Linked DNA regions of Homo sapiens: all the other regions are linked to region 3. Evidence: chromatin loops called from intact Hi-C (ENCODE). Cell type or tissue: IMR-90. All regions are shown on one strand.

What was found. Hi-C counts contacts between places; a loop is a spot of excess contacts. Peaks named below come from ENCODE experiments on the same cell type or tissue, not always from the same donor. Only the 100,000 strongest peaks of a DNase experiment are listed, where the experiment ranks them.
Region 1: it touches region 3 in a loop (2.9-fold over the local background); 8 of 110 quality-filtered maps call a loop at or near these places.
Region 2: a loop joins it to region 3, with 6 times the contacts of the local background. A loop is called at or near these places in 4 of 110 quality-filtered maps.

What each region holds. Positions count from the first base shown.
Region 1 is chr2:30,511,661-30,516,660 of GRCh38, forward strand. All of the region lies in intron 1 of LCLAT1 (lysocardiolipin acyltransferase 1), which reads left to right. Among named protein-coding and RNA genes, the nearest start is that of LCLAT1, 67 kb to the left of the region's middle. RefSeq lists enhancers at 4,236-4,736, 4,737-5,000. In IMR-90, no CTCF peak of the experiment used is centred here; a DNase peak (open chromatin) is centred at 3,101; H3K27ac peaks cover 599 bases.
Region 2 is chr2:30,290,923-30,295,922 of GRCh38, forward strand. LOC102723594 (a long non-coding RNA gene) reads right to left here. Exons shown (of 3, transcript XR_427017.4): 3 at 2,113-2,908. Among named protein-coding and RNA genes, the nearest start is that of LINC01936, 53 kb to the right of the region's middle. RefSeq lists enhancers at 2,624-2,683, 2,854-2,903 and a silencer at 3,397-3,567. In IMR-90, no CTCF peak of the experiment used is centred here; a DNase peak (open chromatin) is centred at 2,569; H3K27ac peaks cover 3,869 bases.
Region 3 is chr2:30,704,741-30,709,740 of GRCh38, forward strand. No RefSeq gene overlaps it. Among named protein-coding and RNA genes, the nearest start is that of CAPN13, 100 kb to the right of the region's middle. In IMR-90, CTCF peaks have their summits at 2,457 (motif pointing left) and 4,279; a DNase peak (open chromatin) is centred at 2,451; H3K27ac peaks cover 183 bases.

The DNA of each region.
Region 1 (5,000 bases), 190 kb before region 3:
AGGATTCAGCATGTATATGGTCACTTAATCCCACTGTTCTTAGAGTGGTGACCATGCCCTAAACTGTGCATTTCCTAATTGGGAAACTCTGTTTTACCTTCTCTAGAGAATAGACATGCAAGTTTATGCTGCGGTAGGAGAGGGACAGTTACCCAGAGGTGCAGAGAGAGAAGGGAATCTAGGAATCCACCTGCCCCTCACTCATTACCTAATCCTCTTTATTTTGGCAAACTGCCATTCATCTCCATTTGCATCCAGCAGTACCTGATGCTTCCGCCTCCTAGGCCTTAGGAGGATTCTGTGGGTTTGTTTTCAACTTTTTCCTCTGCTGGCTTACACTTTGTCTTTGCAGGTCAGCCAGGATAGTCAACATTTGGCTTTCTGCTTTCCAGCTTTTAAAATGTTGTTCTTTTTTTGGTTATTCTTTGTAGGTGTGGGATTTTTAGTGTGTTTTTTGAGAGAGCACAATTAGATATTTCATCTTAATATGAAACTCTTCAGACCTTTTTAGTTTTGTTTTTAGTTTTTTGGAATTCTTATTTTATTTCATGACACATTTGTTTTTATCAAAATTAATAAATTTATGTAAGCAAAAATAGAAAAAATTAACCACTGTATAATGTATATATAAAAGGTTATCATATTCTAGATAATGCTTTGTAACTCCTCATTTTCCTTATGTTGATATTGTTCTGCTGGATGTCTTCTCTTTGCCCTCTGGACACGCTCTCCATTCTTTTCTTTTGTCTGCCTCAAGAGACCCAGGGGGCACACTTTTCTCTTATTTCCAGTTGGGTGAGGTCAAGGGGAAGGAAGCCCTCGAAGGAGATAAAAGGGTGGATGGAGATTAAGGAGAGGATATTTATCTCCAGATAGCCTCTTTGTGGCATAATCTTGAGTTTACTATGCCCCTCTGTTGAAATCAGACCTATTAATACACCTAGAAATACATGTACTCACATACACAAATATACATAGATGTACACATTTTTAAAAAATTTGGCTTAAGGCAAAAATGGGATCATGCCATCTATTATATTTTGCAATCGGTTTTATTTACTGAATGTCAAGGATACCCAGTCATATCAGATGATGTGAGTTTCCTTATTCTCTTGAATGCCTGCTTAGTATTTCATAATAAATGTTAAAATAAATGTTCCCCCTTCTCTTATTGGTAGGCTTTATTATTGCCCACTGTTTATTATTACAAATTATACTTACATGAACAATGTTGTATCCATTTCTCTGTGTACTCCTATAAATATTTCTGCGTGATAGAGTTCTTGAAATATAATTATTAATTAAAAATGCACATTTCTGTCTTGACAAGTACTGCCTTATTACTAACTTAAAGGGTGGTACTTAATTTACAGTCTTAGTAGCAGGATAGAAAAATACATTTGTATCTATAGCCCTGCTAATGTTAAATATTGTGAATATTTTCAGTTTTTCTAATGAGATAGAAGGAAAATGGTACTTTAATTTATATTTTACTGATTACTAATGAACATATTTCACAAAAGATGTGTTAGGGTTTTTCACTGGAAAATTTGTTGAATCTAAACTGAGTTTAGATTAATTATTAATGTGTAGTTATATATAAATATACTGTTTGCTACATTTAACTATATGTATTTAAATATATAAATATCAATAAATATATGTATATATAAGTCAGCACAAGTTAATTTTCATTTTCCTGCATTTTTGGAAAAAATGGGGAATTTCTAGGGTTCCCTAGTTACTAGAGTAAAAAATGCAAGAAGTGCAACTTTAGTATAATGTAGTTGAGTGGTTTTGTGTGTACTTTATTGACCCCTAGTCTCATGAATGAATGAGTTTGCATTTGCTTAAACAATATGCTTAATTCATTATATGCTTTTATTATTCATTATTTACTTTTTGGCCTTTAAACTCTCTGCAGTTTTGGATTCTTTTCTCTGTGAAAAGAAAATATCTTGGGCCCCCCAAATCACTAAGCTAAAGGAAGAGGTCAAGCTGGGAACTGCTTAGAGCAAACCTGCTTCCCATTCTATTCGTAGTCACCCCTCTGCTAACTGAGATAAATACATATCTGCTTGCCTTCTGTGGAGGGGCTAATCAGAAACTCAAAAGAATGCAACCATTTGTCTCTTATCTACCTATGACCTGGAAGCCCCCTCCCTGCTTCGAGTTGTCCCGCCTTTCCAGATAGAACCAAATGTTCATCTTACATGTGTTGATTGATGTCTCATGTCTCTCTAAAATGTATAAAACCAAACTGTGGTCTGACCACCTTGGGCACGTGCCTTCAGGACCTCCTGAGGCTGTGTCACGGGTGCCTGTTCTCAACCTTGGTAAAATAAACTTTCTAAATTAACTGAGACCTGTCTCAAATTTTGGGGGCTCACAACTGCATTTTCTGAGAATCTCCTTGGTTATAGGTTCTCTTAGCTCTCTCAATATAAACAGTGTCAGGGACTCGTTAATGGAACTAAATCTTTCATTCCTTTACTTGTAAGTACTACTGATAAATCAGCAACTTGCTTTTGAGGCTTTTGTTTGGATGAGGTGAGAATGTAAAGTGCCTATTTTAGGACATACTTGACATTGTCAAGGGACATAACAAGGTCCTTTTGAACCTTCACATTTACAAATCTATTGTAGCATATCACTTCCCCCAAGAAGTGCTTATGAAGTAAGTAGAACAGAATAAAGGCTTTTTGAGATTAGGATACTAGACAGTTGGCCAGAGTCATTAATTACTACCTAAATGGTTTGTTTTTTGACATCAGCCTTGCAGTGTTCACAATTCAGTTTTGAGTTTCAGCAGATTACTTCCATGTTATGACCTTTGGATTATTCATGAATAGTTGAATCTCTAGATGTTAAATATGTAAATACCAAGAGCCCTCTGTAAAGTTCCTGATAGGTATTCGGTGGTCAAAAGGTAGCCTATATTTAGAATTTCTGTGTTAGTAGAGGCCCCAGAGAGGTTTTCCCCTAACCTCCTAACTTTATAAGTGAGGTGTCCAGGTTAAGTAATGTGGTTGTGATCCTCTGGCTGTTGAGTGTTGGAGCTGCATCACAGACCTCTGTGATACCAGCGTCTGTCAGTCCTGGGATTTTTGCCAACAAGTCCCATGCACTCTCTGTTTGGATCCAGAGCAGGCTCTTAACAAAATCAATCTGTATACTGATTGAGTTCATGTTTATATACATTTCACTTTTGAAACGTTTATATACATTTCACTTTTAACATTTATCCTAAAACATGACTCATATGCCTTAGATATTTTTCCTCCACCCCTAGTGACCTGGCAAATGTGGTTTTCTTGGCCATCCTGGCCTGGGTGTGTGTACTTTCTCCCTCAGGCCTATGTTGTTGTAACCCCCGCTCCCCCACTGCCCCCATTGTATACCTATACCTCAGTAATATGAGTTTAAAAAGTTTTCTGATTAAGCCATGCTGTTTCAAATTTCTGTGACTCTGTAGGTTATTGCCTGGAGTATTCTCTCCCCTCCCACAACCACTTTTCCTCCAAGAGTCTAAAGCCTTCTTTAATCCCTGTTAGCAGAGTTCATCTTGTCTACTTTGATCTACCCTTAACACCTGTTGCATACCTCCTATCCCTCTATTACAGCATGTATCACAGTGAATTGCAATCATTTATTTTCGTACTTAGCTTCCCCATTAGACTCTGAGAGTAACGCTAGTTGCTAACACTTGACTTGTTATGTGAATAAAATAACTAAGGAGATTCTATGAAAATGTTTCCTTCCTGAGCAAGGAACTATAGGTATCCTTAATGGAGTCCATTAATCTTTGTCAGGGAGTGTCCTCCCACACTGTCATATGTTAACTTAAAGAATAACGTACACAGTTATTAGTGAGGTTATTAAGATTGTTGTTAATTCGCTGAAAGGAAAGTGGTCATTTGGAAAAACTTGTTAGGTTACACTTGAAGTAGGCATAGTTTTTCAGGATTATCTACAGTTCACTTCTCTATCTCTGTTATTTGTCAATAAAATGTTATATGCCCTTTTAAAACTGCACTTAGTTTTCAAATGTCTTTTTAAAAACAGTATCAGTATTATACAAAGAATGCACAAAACATGATACTAAATTGCAGTGTTTTTAATTACTTTTCAATCATGGCGTTTTTTATTTTAAAGGGTTTTTAAAGATTAAATATTTAATTTGTCAGTTATTTAACCCAATTTTCTTCCAGCAGAAGCTGGCAACTCCCATTCCTTGCCCTTCCCCAAGTTTTGGTGTGCTATACATTACGTTAGGTATTGAGGGATAGTAATGAGAGACAGGACTAGCTGGATTTCCTAGGCCGACTAAGAATTCCTAACCCTAGCTGGGGAAGGTGACTGTATCCACCTTTAAATATGGGGCTTGTAACTCAGCTCACACCTGACCAATCAGGTAACAGAGAGCTCACTAAAATACCCGTTAAGCTAAAAGCAGGAGGTAAAGAAATAGTCATCTATCGCCTGAGAGCACAGGGGGAGGGACAACTATCAGGATATAAACCTAGGTATTCGAACTGGCAGTGGCAACCCCCTTTGGATCCCCTCCCATTGTATGGGAGCTTTGTTTTCACTCTATTAAATCTTGCAACTGCACACTCTTCTGGTCCATGTTTGTTAGGGCTCAAGCTGAGCTTTCACTCGCCGTCCACCACTGCTGAACGTCGCCGTCGCAGACCCGCCATTGACTTTCACCGCTCTGGATCCGGCAAGGTGTCTGCTGCGCTTCTGATGCAGCAAGGCGCCCATTGCCGCTCCTGATCAGGCTAGAGGCTTGCCATTGTTTCTGCGCGGCTAAGTGCATGCATTCATCCTAGTAGAGCTGAACACTAGTCGCTGGGTTCCACGGTTCTGTTCTGTGACCCACGGCTTCTAACAGAGCTATAACACTCCCCTCGTGGCCCAAGGTTCCATTCCTTGGAATCCTTGAGGCCAAGAACCCCAGGTCAGAGAGCAAAAGGCTTGCTGCTATCTTGGGAGCA
Region 2 (5,000 bases), 410 kb before region 3:
TACAAACCACAGGCAGCTCCCATCTGACACAGGCAAGCCGGGGTCAGGGCCAACCAGGAACCAAACCTGGGGTAGTAGGTGTTCCTTGAGGCAGAGGGAGAAAGGATGGAAGGGACTGACAAATATGTTCTGAGTGCTCCTCTTCTCGGGGGACACACTATGTGTACCCCACTACAAGGCCACTATCTGCTTTAGGAACAAACTTGGCATTAAATATACCCACCATTACAATAACATACAGAATGTCTCTCAAAACCTATATGTAGAATGTACAACACAAGGCCAGGCATGTTGGCTCACACCTGTAATCCCAGCACTTTGGGAGGCCGAAGTGGGCAGATCACCTGAGGTCAGGAGTTCGAGACTAGCCTGGCCAATATGGCAAAACCCTGTTTCTACTAAAAATACAAAAATTAGCTAGGTGTGGTGGTGGGTGCCTCTAATCCAAGTTACTTGGGAGGCTGAGGTAGGGGAATTGCTTGAACCTGGGAGGTGGACTTTGCAGTGAGCCAAGATCGTGCCACTGCACTCCAGCCTGGGAGACAGAGCGAGACTCCATCTCAACAAACAAACAAACAAACAAACAAACAAACAAACAGTACAACACAAAGAGTGAGCCCTAATGTAAATACAGACTTCAGTTAATAAAAATGTGTCCATATTGGTTTATCAATTGTAACAAACTCAAATGAACCATACTCATCCAAGGGGTTAATAATAAGGGAAACTAGTGGGGAGGAGGGATATGGCTATTGATACTTTCTTCTCAATTTTTGTTTGTTTGTTTTTTTTTTGAGATGGAGTCTTGCTCTATCGCCCAGGCTGGAGTGCAGTGGCATGATCTCGGCTCACTGCAACCTCTGCCTCCCGGGTTCAAGCAATTCTCCTGTCTCAGCCTCCCCAGTAGCTGGGACTACAGGCACCTGTCCCCACTCCCAGCTAGTTTTTGTATTTTTAGTAGAGACGGGGTTTAACCATATCGGTCAGGCTGGTCTCGAACTCCTGACCTCAGGTGATCCACCCGCCTCAGCCTCCCAAAGTGCTGGGATTACAGGCGTGAGCCACCACGCCCAGCATCTTCTCAATTTTTCATAAACCTAAAACTGCTCTTGAAAAATAGTCTATTAATTAAAATTAAAAAGTAAATCTCAGGCCAGGTGGCTTACAACTGAAATCCCAGCACTTTGGGAGGCTGAGGTGGACAGATCACTTGAGCACAAGAGTTCAAGACCAGCCTGGGCAATACAGTGAGACCCTGTCTCTACAAAAAAATGCAACAAACTAGCTGGGCGTGGTGGTGTGCACTTGTAGTCCCAGCTACTCAGGAGACTAAGGTGGGAAGATCACCAGAGCTCGGGAGATTGAGGCTGCAGTGAGCCATGACTTCACCACTGCACTCCAGCCTGGGTGACAAAGTGAGAAGCTGTCTCAAAAAAAAAAAAAAGGTACACCTAGCGTCTTCTCAGAGCCTCTGGATTGGGTACTTAGTGGCTGCTACCACCAAGTGAGACAGTGGGGACAGAGAAAGAGCAAAGTTTGAGGGAAGAGGATAGTAAAGGGAACATTGGGCCAGGTGTGGTGGCTCACACCTGTAATCCTAACACTTTGGGAGGCTGAGAGGGGGCGGATCACTTGAGGTCAGGAGCTCAGTTCAAGACCAGCCTGGCCAACATGGCGAAACTTCATCTCTACTAAAAATACAAAAATTAGGCAGGGCACGGTTGCTCACACCTATAATCCCAGCACTTTGAGAGGCCGAGGTGGGCAGATTGCCTGAGGTTAGTTCTCCCATCCTGGCCAACATGGTGAAACCCCATCTCTACTAAAAATACAAAAATTAGCCAGGCATGGTGGCAGGCGCCTGTAATCCCAGCTACTTGGGAGGCTAAGGCAGGAGAATCGCTTGAACCCAGGAGGTGGAGGTTGCTGTGAGCCGAGATCATACCATTGCACTCCAGCCTGGGTGACAGGAGTGAGACTCCACGTCAAAAAAAAAAAAAAAAAAAAAAAATTAGCCCAGCATGGTGGCGCATGCCTGCAATCCCAGCTACTCAGAAGGCTGAGGCACAAGAATCACTTGAACCTGGGAAGCAGAGATTGCAATGAGCCGAGATCCCGCCACTGCACTACAGCCTGGGCAACAGATTGAGACTTCATCTCAAAGGAGGTTTGGCCATGGTGAATCCAGGGAGTGTAAAGGACACATAGATAGATATATCTTCTAGACAGAGGACAGAAGAGTCAGAATTTGGGCTGCAAATACATGATGGGAGTCATCAACATATAAACCCATTGAACACCATATATGGATGAGAGTTTTCTCTTCAGCAGCTGTGAGGAGTTGGGATGACCACACGCAGTGCCTCCTTCCTTGTTCGTGAGCACTCAGTGCAGGGCAACTGACAGCAATTAGGACGGGGAGACACGAAGCCTCCCCCCGCCGCAGGAATTGCTACTGCAGATCTTCCCTTCTTGTGGAACACTGTGGTCTCTGTGGGTGAGGGAGATGCTCTGATTCATCGTCCACAGGGCTGTAGTATTTTGATGCTGTAGTCCAATAACTGTATTTTCTGTCCATATTAGGCCGAGAGTAGGGGCGTCCTCCAGGGTTGTATAAACCATCAGTAGCCAATTCATTTGCACCTGCTACATTATCCACTGATGACTTCAATCAGCTAAGGCAGCCAAGCAACAAGAGGCACTACGTGGGCAAAACGTTGAGTCATCCGCATATCTGCCCTCTGAACACACGAAAATATCCCCACTGTGCATCCTGAGTAACATTTGTGCCAGGTTCCCAGGCAAACTTCCTCCTGAGCTTCCTCCTCCACTCTTCCCTGCTCCAGGCACTGAGCCCTACCCACTCTCAGCCTCTCAGGCTTAAGGGCCGAATCATCCACTCTCAGAGCTTAAAGGAAAAAAAAGAGGAAGGAAGCAGTGAGACTTGATTTGTAACAGCCCTAACTATGGAGCTGGAAGATCTGGGTTCAGATGGCAGCCTGGGTTCCCTAGTTGCATAGTAGATCTCATCTTTCTGAGCTTACACTTCTTCAGCCGTAAAATGGAGATGATAATATTAACTGCTGCTGCTGATCTTTTGACAATTGAGATAATGTATTTTTCAAGGGCCTACCATATACTAAGAGCTAACATTTTTGAGTGTTTACATTTTATCGGATACTCTTCCAAACCATTTACACATTTGTTAACTCATTTCATCTTTATAACACCCTACGATAATCCCAAGGCACAATTATCTTTATTTTATAAGTGAAGAAACTAAGCCACAATGAAGTTAAGTAAATTGTTCAAGGCCCCAGAACTAGAAAGTGGTAGAACCACAATTTTCCGCCACTCAAAAGTGGGCTGACCCTCTTCGTATTTACATCAGGGGTTCTCAGAATGTGGTCTTCAGGCCAGCAGCAGCAGCAGCGGCAGCAGTAGAAACTTGTTAGAAATGATCTCAGGACCCACCCAGAGCTACAGACAGAAATTCCAGGGGCGGGCAATGGCAAACTGGGTTGACAAGCCCCCCAGTTGATTGTGATTTTCAGCCAAGTTTGATAACCTCTGGCCTACACTTTTCCTTCTACCTCCATGGCAGATGACAATTGAACAAATTAGACCCCTTTTCCTCCCAACACCCACTATGTATTAGGCACTTTGTGTGTTATTGTCATTTAATTCTCATAAGAAACTTTTTTTATTTTTATTTTTTATTGAGACATGGTCTCACTCTGTTGCCCAGGCTGGTCTCGAAACCCTGGGCTCAAGCAATCCTCTCCCCTTGGCCTCCCAAAGTGCTGGGATTACAGGTGTAAGCCACCATGCCCAACCAAGCAAGAAACTTTAGAGATTGGTTTTCTCACCCCCATTCTATAGATAGGAGACCTGGACAAGGGGAGGAAGGTGTGGGCCCTTGTACAGGCCATACAGCTAGTAATGTCCCACTCCAATGTCGCACTCCCCGGCTCCTACAACACAAGGCATTCCTCAATGCTGGCTGTGTCCTGTCATCCCCAGATCCCTGCCTCACTCCCTCACTCCATTCCCCAGCAGGGACCCTGGGCCTCTGCAGGCCTCGAACCACCGCTCCTGGCTATGAGGTCCGTCCTGGTTCTAGGGCTGTAACCCCAAGTCAGCTTTATCCAAGCTGCTCTGTGATCTTCTGTTCTAGGGCAAGCACTAGAGATGACTCCCATGACCAAGCCTTCACCCCATAGCCCCTCCGGCCCCAGGGGACCAATCTGGTGTCCCTTTAGTTTGGGCCATCTCATGAGTTCTCCAGCCCCTTAGTGCCTTGAGCTTGGTTTTTTGGGGTCAATCCCTTCAAGTTGTGGAGAAATGCCCCTGGGCCCCAGACCCCAGCAGGGTCCCCATGTCTCCTTCCCGACCATACATCCCTGCCAGTGTTAGGAATAACGCTCAAAATCCTAAGGAAATTGAACACTTGAACAAAGGATTCTTAGCAAAGAAATTTTACTTCTGCGCAGAGGGGTGCCTCCTTGGCCAGTCGCCATGAAAGCACACCTGTAGGAAGGGGCACAAGAGCCTTTATTCCTGATGCAAGTCCTGCCCCTATACCCTTTCCCTATTGGCCAGGGTCAGGTCGTACAATCTAAACTAATCCCGGTTGGCTAAACATTTGATTTTTTTAGATAAGGTGGGCACATAAAAGAAAGTGGAGGGGAAGGGGGAGGGGTGTCTGTAGTGAGCTAAAAAGTGAGTCCTCTTTCCAAATAAGGAAAGGAGTGTGAGCTGGTACTGATAACGCCTGGTACTGTGGCGTGCCTGGGCATCTAACAAAGGCAAAAAGGGGAAAAGGAGAAAAGGCAGGGGCGTGGGGGGTACTATGAATTAAAGAATAAAAGATTGATGAGATTATTTGAAGAGAAAGCTCATCATATCCCAAACCAGTTTCCTACTTCTGGTCACCCAGCCCCATCACTCTTCACAGTCAACACTTACTGTCACTTTTGCTACTCCCCAACCCCGACAGT
Region 3 (5,000 bases):
AGATACAGTTTTTATTTCTCTTTCTGTTCTCCAGAGCCCAGAATGCCTCAGAGATTCCCATGGGGTTTGGGAGAGACAAGCCCAGGAGCAGGCATTATCATTCCCTCTGCCTCTCCCAGATTCAGCCAAGCAGTTCTGTTTTCACTTTTTAAATATGTATTGGAGTTCCCGCATAAAGTTTTATTGTGAGCAAAATGTTTCTGTTATATTTAAATAGAAAATTATTGATTGAAGGCAATGCATTTTTAAATCACTTTTGATAGCTGATTAGGGAGAAAGACCCCATTCCTTGCCTCCTTGCATGTCAGTTTCCTTAGAGGAACTCCAGGGAATAGAGTGCTGAGGATTTCTAGGCTGAGAGAGGAGAAAGATGTCGGTCACATTCATTATGACACATTTCTGAGGAAATTGAAGCCATGGCCTTGTGTATCTGACACACAAGCTGCCAGGACACACACTCAGGTAACCGTCTCTGGGACGTAATCTCACAGTGCAGCTGGAGAAGGATGTGCTTGTGTGTCCCTAGGAGGGGCAGCTCCTCGATGACCAGGATGAGGTCCTGAGCTTTGGCCTAAGCAAAGCATGATCCCAGAAAAGGCCTGGAACCATCTATCCTGGAGAGGGTGAGTTTTGTTTTCATTTTTTTCCCAGTGTAGCATGGCCGTAGGAAAGGAAAAAGGATTTCATGATCAGGCCAACACCTAGGAAGAGATAAGAGAGCAGCTACAGAGTTCGGAGGGGAGGAGGAGAGAGCTCAGGGGCAGGAGGCCAGGGCACCGGCATAAATCCCCGAGAGGGACCTGAACTTGAACTCTCACAGGGTGCTAGAGCCAATCTTATCTCATTCTTGGGGGCAGTGGGAACCCTGCTGATTTGTGGGTCACAAAATATATACTGTAACTGTGCTCAAAGATTAAATAAATTACCCCAGTTTACAGAGTTACCTTACCCAGCCCCTCTGCTTCTCCCCTGCCACCCGCCTGAGGCTGTGGCTTCCCCCACTGCCTGGGCACTGCTGGGACCACCCTCTCTGTTCTGGCTGGGAGGCAGATGCCACCCCTCCCCAGCTCCTGCCTCCCTGGCCCTGTGTAGCCATATCTCGAATCTCTCCTCTGTTCAGCGCACCTTCTTACAGCTCCAGGTTCTTGGACCCCTTCCCAGTCAGAATTGTTGAGGGACAGGGAGTCCCCAGAACCTGCAAAGCCCACAGTGGGCTCGGCTTGCTGAAGAACTGCCCCCCATCACATCTCTCAGCCTTTGTGAGCAACTGCGTACCCTGGGGTGACCCCTTTAGAGGCGGGTGAGATCGGAGTCCTTGAGGGGTGGGGGTGGCAGGTAGATACTCTAGGTAACATAGCTAACTGATTCTGATTTCTTTAACCTCATTGGATATATTACCTTGGTAACTCCTCATTGCATGCCTTCGAGGTACGACTAATGTTATCCCTGTTTAAGAGAGGAGGAAACTGAGGCCCTAACTTCAAATATGAGGATCCCTCTGAGAGTCAATCAGCATGGAGACGCCAGGGGACTGGGGCTTCTCAGCTGATGGCCAGCAAGCCCTATCCAGAGACCACTGGGCACAGACCTAAGGCCTCTCCCTGGCCAACTTTAAAGTGAGACCCCTAGGAGGGAGGAAAGCAGATCAAAGTTGAGTGGGACAAGCTGGTGGTCACAGACATGCTGCTCTGGCCTGGACCAGCTCAAGAGGCCCCAGCAGGGACACACATCTGCACATGTGCCTCCCCAGGGACCTTTGAGAATAAGGGGATTAGAGGTCACCAAGCAGCAAATGTGATTGCTAAAGGACCTCACTAAAAGAAGAGGATTAGCTGGGGATTTGGAGGAAGTTTCCACAAATCACTTTGGTTCCTGGTAGCAAAGATTACTTGGGGATCAGAAGAGGTCCCACTGGGCAAGGCAGAAAGAGACAAGTCATGGGATGCTTCCCTGAGGTTGCCAAGACCCTCCAGGGAGCCCAGGCTGAGGCTCAAGTCAGTGCTGGGGCCGTGGCTGACGAGCCACTCCCGGAGACTGGGCTCTGTGGGAAGGAGCCCTTCCTAGGAGCCCGATCCTGGGGCTAGTCCCCTCGCCCCTTGGCCTCACTTTCCTACCTGCCAGGTGAGATGCTGGAACCCACTCGGAGGCTCCAGCGCAGTGGGCAGGTGCCCCAGCCGGCAGGTAGTGGAGACTGGCTTTGATTCCTGGCTCCACTCCCACTAGTGGCTCCTCCCACCCGAGCCCACCTTTCATCCATATACGATGTGGATAACTGTTTCCTGCAGAAGGTCCTAAGGATGAAAATAAGGTGTTTAAGTGCTCCTCACTTGGCTATCATGGTGACAGCTCAGGTTAGTGTCACCCAAGGAGTGTCACCCAAGGGTCCTGCCCGCTCACAGTTTTGAAGTGACAGCCTGAGGAGGAGGGCTGTGGCTCCATGGCCCCATGCTGCCACCTGGAGGTCACAGGGAAGGGAATACAATGATAGAGATGGTGATGAAAATGAGCAACATGATGATGATGATAGTAGCCAATAGAGGCAAGTTCTTACCTAGGCACGACCTAACGCTTTATACGGTTTATCTCATCCAAGGACGAGATTCCAACTATCTTGTTAAATAAAGTGGCTCAGCTATTTATGTGGCCAGAGACATGACCTGTGTCATTCTATATAATACTTACAACGACCCTGTCAGAGAGAGATTTATTCTCTCTGCTAAATAGATACAGGGCAACAAGGTTCAGAGACGGTAAGTTACTTCCCAAGGTCACACAGCAAGTCAATGGCAGAGCTAAGATTGAAATTATATCTGTTTGAAGCCAAAACTCATACATGTCCCTCCACATCCTGTGCCTCCCCCAGAGATCTGGTTCCTCAACAGGCTCTGGGCCAGGGGACGGGTCTGGCAGGGAGAACAGGTGTGGCTGTGGAGGGAAGTTCAAGGGAACTCAAGAGCTGTGGTCCAGGAAGTATCCATGTTTGTCCCGGCTTCATGCTACCCTCCTTTTGCAAGGAGGCAGGTGATTGACCAGTATCAGCCAGATCCTGAGGGCAAGATCACAGCCTTGCAGACTTCAAAGCTATCCAGGCACTTTCCAAGCAAACATTCATGTTCACAAAGTCTATAGAAATGTAGATTCGCAGGCAGAACTCAGGAGGAAAAGTGCCATCTCCCATGATTAAGAAAACATTTCCATTTTTATCTGTATATTTCGTGTCTGCATGTTTTATATTTCTCCAATGCATTTAAAATATATTATTTTAGCCATGCACGGTGGCTCACGCCTGTAATCCCAGCACTTTGGGAGGCTGAGGCGGGCGGATCACAAGGTCAGGAGATCGAGACCATCGTGGCTAACACGGTGAAACCGCATCTCTACTAAAAATACAAAAAATTAGCTGGGCATGGTAGCGGGCGCCTGTAATCCCAGTTACTCAGGAGGCTGAGGCAGGAGAATGGCGTGAACTCGGGAGGCGGAGCTTGCAATGAGCCGAGATCATGCTAGTGCACTCCAGCCTGGGCGACAGAGTGAGACACCGTCTCAAAAAACAAAAACAAAAACAAAAACAAAAAAAATCATATCACATTGAAAGGACCCTCAGGGATTATCTGGCTCAAGGATAGCACTCAGTGACATATTCAGTGAAGGAAGAGAGAAAAGCTGGCCTGGGGAAACAGAGGCACAGAGAAGGGAGAGATGTTCTCAAAGTCACACAGCCACAGAATGGGGCCTGAAATGCAGGTCTGCAGACACCAGCCTGTTCTCTTCCTGCTCGGCTGAATGGCACCCATAATGGCTGCAGGGTCCACCCAGTGGGAGGAGAGGCCAGTGTGCCTGGTGAGATCATTGTGGAGCAGATGAGGACTTGAGAGCCGGGGCATAGCCCAGCCAGATTTGTGCTTTTGCCAAATAGCCAAGTCCTCTCCCATTTCTTCTGTTGGCTCTGAGAAGATCTGTCGGCTCTGAGAAGATCTGTCTGCTAGAGAGGGAGGGAGGGGCTGATCCTAGGCCTGGGCCTGTTATTCTTTCTTGAGTCATCTTTGCTGCCCTATCTCCTGAGTACTAGCAAGATCATCTGGTCCTCAGTTCTTTCACCTATCCCCACCCCGGAGGAGATGAGATGTGCTAGAAGTGAGCATCTGTCACTGCCCTCAGCCTCCTCCTGGGTTTCAGGAGGGTGATAGCCCCTCATTCAGCTACCATGGACCACACTGTGCACCAAAGACCGCGCTGGGTGCATTGACATTATCTTATTCAATTCTCACAGCAACCTCAAGAGGCAGTATTCCCAACTCCCTGCCTTTTAGATACACTTGATTTTTTCAAAACGGTTTTAGGTTCACAGCAAGGCTGAGCAGAAAGTACAGAGAGTTCCTGTATACCCTCTGCCCCCACATATGCACAGCCTCCCCGTGGCCAGCATCCCACACCAGAGTGGCACATGTGATAAAATCAGTGAGTCTATGTCTATACAGCATGATCACTCACAGTCCGAAGGTTTTTCTTCACTCTTGGTGACGTACAATCTGTGGGTTTGGACAAGTGGTAGTATTTTAAAATGCCCACTTGACAGAGGAGAGCAGCTAGGCCCCGAGGTTAGGGTCAGGGTTGAACAGCTGGGAGGTAGGTGGCAGGGATGGAGCCTTGATGGGTGGAGGAAAGGCTTCATGCTAACAAGCTCTCTCGGCCCCAGGACCCCATGGAAATGTCAATATTGTACCTGGTTTCCCAAATGAAAATCAAATAGGGCACATGGGTCTGCTTAATGGGTGATGAAGTTCCAGTGGCTCCAACAGAGGTAAAATTGATTCATATTTGTCAGGCTGGGAAACGGGAGAACTAGGCTCCAGGACCTCCTGGCCTCTTGCCTGGCAGCTCCTTTAGGCATATTTTTGGACAGGCCACACAGCTTCCTACTGAGGGCTCGCGAGGCAACAGGCGCAAGCTGGCCCCTGGAGATCAACCTGGGCAAGGCAGAGCTGCTGCTTTTGAGGTGC